2 separate regions of the Homo sapiens genome follow, and region 1 is linked to region 2. The links are chromatin loops, found by intact Hi-C in ENCODE. Cell type or tissue: heart right ventricle. All regions are shown on one strand. Region 1 overlaps BABAM2 (BRISC and BRCA1 A complex member 2). Region 2 overlaps BABAM2 (BRISC and BRCA1 A complex member 2).

Region 1 (4,000 bases), 100 kb after region 2:
TTTAAAGACTGCACCCCCTGTTTATCCTGCTTTCTCAGTGGAAAACAGTTAGGGCTTTTGTTCTGGCCTCAGTCACACAAGCCAGAAGAAGCTGCACTGAACTCAGCTTATCAGGATAGTCACACAGAAAGAGTAACTGGGCTGGGCGTGGTGGCTCACACCTGTAATCCCAGCACTTTGGGAGGCCGAGGCAGGTGGATCACCTGAGGTCAGGAATTCAAGACCAACCTGGGAAACATGGTGAAACCCTGTCTCTACTAAAAATACAAAAATTAGCCAGGCATGATGGCGGGCGTCTGTAATCCCAGCTACTTAGGAGACTGAGGCAGGAGGATCACTTGAACCGGGGAGGCAGAGGTTGCAGTGAGCCAAGATCGTGCCACTGCACTCCTGCCAGGGTGACAGAGCAAGACCCCGTCTCAAAAATAAAAATAAAGAAAAAAAGAGTAACTGGAAGGTCAGCACATCTTTGTCAGGAAAATTAACTCAGGTGTGCCCTTTCAAGAACAATTGAGTGGGCTGGGCGCGGTGGCTCACGCCTGTAATCCCAGCACTTTGGGAGGCCGAGGCAGGCGGATCACAAGGTCAGGAGATCAAGACCATCCTGGCTAACATGGTGAAACCCTGCCTCTACTAAAAATACAAAAAATTAGCCGAGTGTGGTGGTGGGCACCTGTAGTCCCAGGTACTTGGGAGGCTGAGGCAGGAGAATGGCGTGAACCCGGGAGGCGGAGCTTGCAGTGAGCCGAGATCGCGCCACTGCACTCCAGCCTAGGCGACAGAATGAGACCCTGTCTCAAAAAAAAAAAAAAAAAAAGAACAATCGAGTGTTCAAGCTTGGGTTCCAATTACCCCGCCAGCCACTGGGGAAGTGTTTGGGATCACCAAGGAGAGCAACTTCCTTGCTTGTGAGTTAGGGTCACGTATTCTCTTTCCTGGAAAAATAGACAGGTGTCCTATAGAGTTAGAAAGGAAAGGGTAGAGGAGCTGGTTTGGGATTTTTATGATAAACCATAGTAGGAACATATGCTATTAATGGAATCAGAGTTCCTTTTGAACAGCTGGGGGAAGAAACGTACAGTAAGTCAAGAAAAAGCAAAGGATAGTGGCCTGGGAGTCAAGTGACCTGGGTCTCATCTAGGGACCATTATTAATTTCCTTCGTGATCATGGAAAAGACACGTCACCTTTCTGGACTTCAGTACCTTCCTCTGAAAGTACTGGGCTAGTACCCACCTGGTAATCACTAAGCTCTAATATATTTCTGGAATTTTAAGTGAAAATTGTTTAAGGTAGCTGAGCATACTTTTTTATTCATGTTGAGAAACTTCCATCTCTGTTGCCGGAGGTCAGACACAAATTGAAAACATTACTAAATGGAATTAAGTACACCGTGTACGTGATGCCTTTTTGTACAGCTCGTATCTGATATTTATAGAACACTTCAGTTGCAGAACGTGCACACATATGCCCTGAACACACACCCAATAAAATAATTCTAGATGCAATACATTTTCAGATGTCAAGTTAAAACAGCTTCTTAGGAATTAGGCTTGACTGTTCAGATGTGTGTGTTAGTTTATGACAGGTGCCGCCAGGGCTGCTCAGGGCTGTCATGAGTGATGTGGAGTCCAGCCAAGGCAGGAGGGCCAAGCCGCTTGTTTCTATCACTTCTCATTAAGGCATGAATTCTAGAAAAAAGGGAAGCATCAAAGAACCATCAGGATTGTCCATTGTGTGCATATCATAATGACAAGCAGAGGCCTTGCTTCTGCAGAAACAAGATTCTGTCTTGTCTTTTGTCAGATCATTCAGCACAAGGGCCACCTGTGAAAATGAACTAGATTCATGCCTTATTAAAGTAGAGGATTTACAGAGGTGAGCAAAAATGGGAAGCAGGTACCATCCAGCTCATTATATACAGAGTATGTACAAAGCACTGGAGACTACCACACACACGTATTTTGAAGAGCCCCAACTCAAAGCCTACTGATTGATTTCTGGAATGGTCTGTCACTCCTTGAGATTCCATTCTGACAATGAGGCTATCTATGGCATTAACTACTCAGAAGACTGAGTACAACTCAGAATTACAAAGCAGGAAGTTACGTAGTTCTTCTAAAAATCAAAACCAAAATTTAGAAAACTCACTGGGGCAGTTACCTCTACTCCACTGTCCTGCAAAATCCACAACCAACAGCAGAGATAAGTTGGGTGACTAAGTAGGAATGCATCCTGGGAAGTTAAGTGTGACAGTGGGGGCCAGTCACAGAACATGGAACATGGAAGGAACTTTAGAGATCATCTAGTACTGCCAGGTCTAAATATGGTAAGCATTAACTATTGTGATAGACATTCAATGAAATAATCGATATAGACCTTTAAGCACAGTGATTGGCATAGAGTTGACTTTCAGTTCATCATTTTCATTTCCTAGAAGAATTTGTGCAAGGCATACAGTATCAAGATTAGAACCCTATGCCCCTGATTACTGGTCCAAAGCCCAGCCCAAGCCACCTCTGACCTCCTACGTTTCCCCTCTTTCCTGCTCCCTTGCTCACAGGAGCAGCACAGAATCATCAAGGGCAGGAGTTTAGCCTGCACCACGTACACATCCACCTACCCGTGGAGTGGCCTGGCATGGGTGCCTTCTTCCTAGTGGCTCACCCAGGAGGCTGAAGGCCTCTGTGCCCATGGGGAAAACCCAGGGTGTTTGTGAGCAGAAATAACCCTGCTGAGAGTCTAAAAACCAAGTACTTTTAAGAGAAGGTAACATGCTTCTGTGGCCAAACTTATTACTAGCGTCTATGGGCAAAAGAGAAGAAGGAGTATTGTAATGGAATGCGCCAAAGGAAAGACATCACTTTACTGCTATCTCCAAAGCAGCAGGGAGGCTGCACATTGAGAAGAGGATAGAAAATTCCAGTGACTCCTATTTTCCCAGACAGACAGAACCTCTGGCACTTAGTCATGCCTAATGGAAAATCGAAGCCAAGAAAGCAGAAATGGGGTGGGGGTGAGCTAGGGTAGTCTGTAATCCAAAGTCACTTCTGAGGAAAAAAAGTAGTTTGTTTGTCTCCTTGTGTGCCATGAGTGGGCAGGGCTGAGTTGCCAGGTAGCGGGGCCTTGACACTCGGAAGAACAGCCTTTAGAGCAGCCATGATTGTGAGAATTGGGCAGAACAGTGGTTTCCTAGTTGATCCAGAAGCAACTAGTAAGCCTACAGTCTGTGTGTAGCTGCAGTTAAGTTACTGCTAAATCTCTTCAGCAAACGTGTAAGAGCTCACTATATGCAGAATATGTACAAAGCACTGAAGACTAACACACACACATTTTGAAGAGCACCAACTCAAAGCCTACTGATTGATTTCTGGAATGGTCCATCGCTGCTTGAGATTACATTCTGACAGTGAGGCTGTCCACGGCATTAACTACTCAGCAGACTGAGTACAGTCCGAATTGCAAAGCAGGAAGCTATGTAGTTCTTCTAACAATCAAAATCAAAATGTAGAAAACCCCAGTTTTGCATTATTGATCATTTGGGAGACTGGATAATCCTTAAACTGTCATTATTCCAGGTATCCAGAAAAGTGAGCATTACAGGAACGTGCATATAAGGGCAAGATCACGTATTTTCTCAGAATAAACAATGGGTCACCCAGTGCCTCCTAATCACCTTACAGACAATAAGAATTGTAAAATGTATTGAATAATTATAGTACACCAGCATAGCTCTAAGTGCTTTATGTTTTTTAATTTCTGTAATTCTCGTAACAACCTTATGAGCTAGGTACTGCTATTACACCTATTTTACGGGTTATGAAATTGAGACCCTGCAAAAGGAAGGGACGTATTCAAGGTCACAGAGTCACTTAGTGTAGGAACTGAGCATATACCTTGGCTTTCCCAACTTTTAGATTGGTTTCATACTGCACCACCTCTTTTCCTCAGATTAAGGTCTGAGTTATCCCAAATTCACCAGGCAGCTGAGCTCAGCTCTC
Region 2 (4,000 bases):
CATGAAACTGAAGTACAGTAGCAAAGCTGTCATGAAATACTTTTGGCCAGTCCCTTAAAAATGAATCTCCAAAAGAATAGTGGGTAAGAGTGCTTCCTCAGGGCAGATTTCTTGAAATGATTATATTTCTTCTAAACAAAACATTTTAAACATTTGAGGAGAACACTTAACAGAAATTTTGGAACAGAAAAATAAAGTTATTTCATCCCAGTGTTAACTCTTAATTCCTTATGCAAGTAAAGGCCAGTGGTAAAGACAATTCAAATATTTGAAATCTGATTTCAGAATGTAATCTATATGATTTGGTTCTTTAAGTGTATCATATACTTTTCTTGGATCATTAAAATGAGTTTGTATTCCCTGAGCAAATAGTTGCCAAAAACAGAGGGGACACAGAATTTCATCTGTCATCCTGATTTCGCATTGGTTCCCAAAAAAGAGAGCTGTCAGTTAGGTTTTGAAAACTCTAGACTCCAAGAGATCAACTGCTGTCTTCATGTTGAGTTAGTTGGGACTTAAAAATAATTTTTTGATTGAGAGTTTTCAAGCATACATAGAACAAGAGAACATAGTATAATGGACCGCAGATAGTCATTCTTAGTATTTAATAACATTTGGTCATACTTATCCATGTATAGTTCCTTCCTTATTATCTTTTTTTTTTTTTTTTTTGAGAAAGAGTTTCGCTCTTGTTGCCCAGGCTGGAGTACAGTGGCGTGATCTCGGCGCACTGCAACTTCCACCTCCTGGGTTCAAGCAATTCTCCTGCCTCAGCCTCCCGAGTAGCTGGGATTACAGGCATCTGCCACCACGCCCAGCTAATTTTTTGTATTTTTAGTAGAGACAGGGTTTCACCATGTTCACCAGGCTGGTCTTGAACTCCTGACCTCAGGTGATCCACTCATCTTGGCCTCCCAAAGTGCTGGGATTACAGGCATGAGCCATTGTGCCCGGACTCTGCCTTCTTTTCTTTCTTCCTTTCTTTTTCTTTGGAAGGGGTCCTATAATATTATATTAAATCCAATCACAGACATTGTCATTTCACTTAAAAGATTCCCATATGTCTTAAAAAAATATAGAAAAATTTTGTATCACAATACTGATATTATATATAACAAAATTACCAGTAATTCTTTACTGCCATTTAACTCAGTCTACATTTAGATTTCCTCATTTGTCTCAAGTGTCTTTTTATAGTGGTTGGTTTGTTCAAATCAGGATTCAAATAGTCTATAGCATTAGATTTTTTTTTCCCATAAGTCTCTTAATCTAGAACAGTCCTCACCCTCTTGCTGTTTTTCTTCCCTGTAAAATTGACTTGTTGACAAAACCAAATCAGTTGTCCAGCAGAATGTCCTATATTCTAGAAGTTCCTGCCTACTTTCTCATGGTGGTATTTAACTTATTCTATCCTCTGTATTTCCTGTTAGTTGGAATAGCTTGAGATATTTGCAAATTATTTTGGCCATTTTTTAAGGAAATATAAACATTTTACAAATTTCATTTCAGCCATTCATTTATTCAGCATTTGAGTGCCTCCTATGCACCAGGCACTGTTCTAGGTTCTAGGTTCATTGGGCTATGCTTTGTTTTCCTAGCAATTCTTTTGTTCTAGAGGAACTGCACACTTGTTTTTTAATTTAGGTTTTTTCATCCATAATACATTCTCATGGTTCAAACCTTAGTAATTATAAAAGAGATGTAGTGAAGTCTCTCTTTTACCCTCTCCCTCATCAGACCAAGTCCCAGATAATTACATTTTAAGTTTCTTATATCCTTTGGAATTTTTTTCCTACATTTATCAGATAATATGAGCGTGTATTCTAAAAATATAATATTTCTAGTTTATCTTTAGCATCAACATTAAAAGTAGTTTTTTAGGCCAGAGTCACTTGATAAGTATATATTCTTTTTATCCTTGAAACTAATCCTTCCTTATCTCCTGCTCCCGACCCCCTCATTTTTGGGCAAATGATAGTAGTTCAATTTTTAATGTAAAATAGTAGAGATTTTTATTCTAGAAAACATTGTCCAGTATCAGGTGACACTTAACAATGTTATTGACAATGCTGTTAAAATGAGAAGTATTAGAACTGTGTTCCTGAAATCATAAAATCTTACTGAGGGTAATTCTTAGATCTTTTAATTTGAGCTACAGCCCAAGAGGCTTACCAAAAGGTGCTAGGCAATTATTAATCTTTTATGGCTGGGTACAGTGGCTCACACCTGTAATCCCAGCACTTTGGGAGGCCAAGGTGGGTGGATCATTTGAGCCCAGCCAGGAGTTTGAGACCAGCCTGGGCAACATAGTGAGACCCTGTCTCTACAAACAAAAAATACAAATATTAGCTGGGTGTGGTGGCACGCACCTGTGGTCCCAGCTATTCAGGACGCTGAGGTATGAGGATCACTTGAGCCCAGGACATGGAGGTTGCTGTGAGCCCAGATCATGCTACTGGACTCCACCTGGGTGACAGAACGAGACCCTGTCTCAAAAAAAAAAAAAATTAAAAAATTATTAAGCTTTTATATGGAGATGTCTATTTGGGGATCTGGTAAGAAACTGAACACTAAAGAAGCTACCAAGAACTCAGTGGATACTATATAGGAGCTTTCTTGATCTACAGCGGTAGTTTGCATAAGAAATAGAGGCGTTTGCCTACCTTTTTGAGACATACATGCAAATTGTTAGAAGTAATGGAATTTCAGTAACTTAATATATGAGTAACATAGAGCATTTAGTGAGACCAAGGGTGGGAATGCTGTATTATATTGAGAAAAGGGGGAGTATATAATATTAATAAGGAATATAATTAATTTCTTGCCAGATCAGACCTAATTAACTTCTACTAATTATTTAAATTTTGCTTTACTTTATTAAAATATGCTTATATCCCATTTCTTTTTAAAAAATTGAACTTAAGATGTATATTATAGGATTAAAAAATAGTAATAGATATGGAACATCAGAATTAAAATACATTTTTGGTTTATTTATATGTCTAATGTAAGCACTCTAAGTTTTTATTATTGTTGTTTCTTTCTTCCTTTACTGGAACTCATGCTTGGTTCTATCATTGATTGCTTGGATATAAAAAGCCACTTTTTTTATCTGTAAAAGGAAACCAGGAGATGAAATTTACTTGGTTTTCTATGTTTTTTAAAAGTACTCTAGAAATGGAGAAGATCCATTACTAGAACTTTAACTTGCTTTAAAAAAAAAAAAAACAGCACTTTTTATTTTGAAATAAAGGCAGGAAGTTAGCAGAAATGGTGCAGAGTCTTATGCATCCTTCATCTGGCTCCCTCATTGGTGATATTTTATATGGCTGCCGTGCAATAATCAGAATCAGGAAATTGACATTGGCATGTTACTGCTAACTAGACTAGACCTTAGTCAGTTTTCATCATCTTTTTAACCTGCATTCACATGTGTGTATGTATATGTGTGTGTGTGTGTAGCTTAGTGCAATTTAATCTGATATATAGATTCATGTAAACACCACCACAATCATGATACAGAACTGTTCTATCACCACAAAAGAAGTCTCTTGTGCTGCCTCTTTGTATTTGCATTATATTTAGGTATTTCTTTTTATTTTTTGAGAGCAAATAAAAATGATATTACATTTTTAATTTTGATTTCCATGTGTTCATTGCTGGTATATAGTAATACGATTAACTTTTGTGTGTTGATTTTGTGTCCAACAATCTTGTTGACCTTGTGTTCATGAGAATAGTTCTGTGAGTGTTTTTATAGATTCCTTGGAATTTTCTTTGTAGACAATCATGTCTTACACAAATAAGGGCCGTTTTATTTTTTCCTTTCTGATATACGTATGCCTTTTTTCTTGCTTCATTGCATTGGCTAGGACTTCCAATACCATTTTGAATAAGAGTGGTGACAGCAGACAATTCTTGCCTTGTTCCCAATCCTAGGTGGGGAAACATTTAGTTTTTGTCATTAAGTATTATGTTTGCTGTAAGATTTTTGTTGATG

Evidence for each region. A loop is a pair of places that touch in the nucleus more often than their neighbours do. Peaks named below come from ENCODE experiments on the same cell type or tissue, not always from the same donor. Only the 100,000 strongest peaks of a DNase experiment are listed, where the experiment ranks them.
Region 1: a loop joins it to region 2, with 2.4 times the contacts of the local background. A loop is called at or near these places in 1 of 110 quality-filtered maps.

What each region holds. Positions count from the first base shown.
Region 1 is chr2:28,310,463-28,314,462 of GRCh38, forward strand. All of the region lies in intron 11 of BABAM2 (BRISC and BRCA1 A complex member 2), which reads left to right. Among named protein-coding and RNA genes, the nearest start is that of BABAM2-AS2, 2.0 kb to the left of the region's middle. In heart right ventricle, no CTCF peak of the experiment used is centred here; no DNase peak of the experiment used is centred here; H3K27ac peaks cover 725 bases.
Region 2 is chr2:28,210,733-28,214,732 of GRCh38, forward strand. The region is part of intron 7 of BABAM2 (BRISC and BRCA1 A complex member 2); the gene reads left to right. Among named protein-coding and RNA genes, the nearest start is that of BABAM2-AS2, 98 kb to the right of the region's middle. In heart right ventricle, no CTCF peak of the experiment used is centred here; no DNase peak of the experiment used is centred here.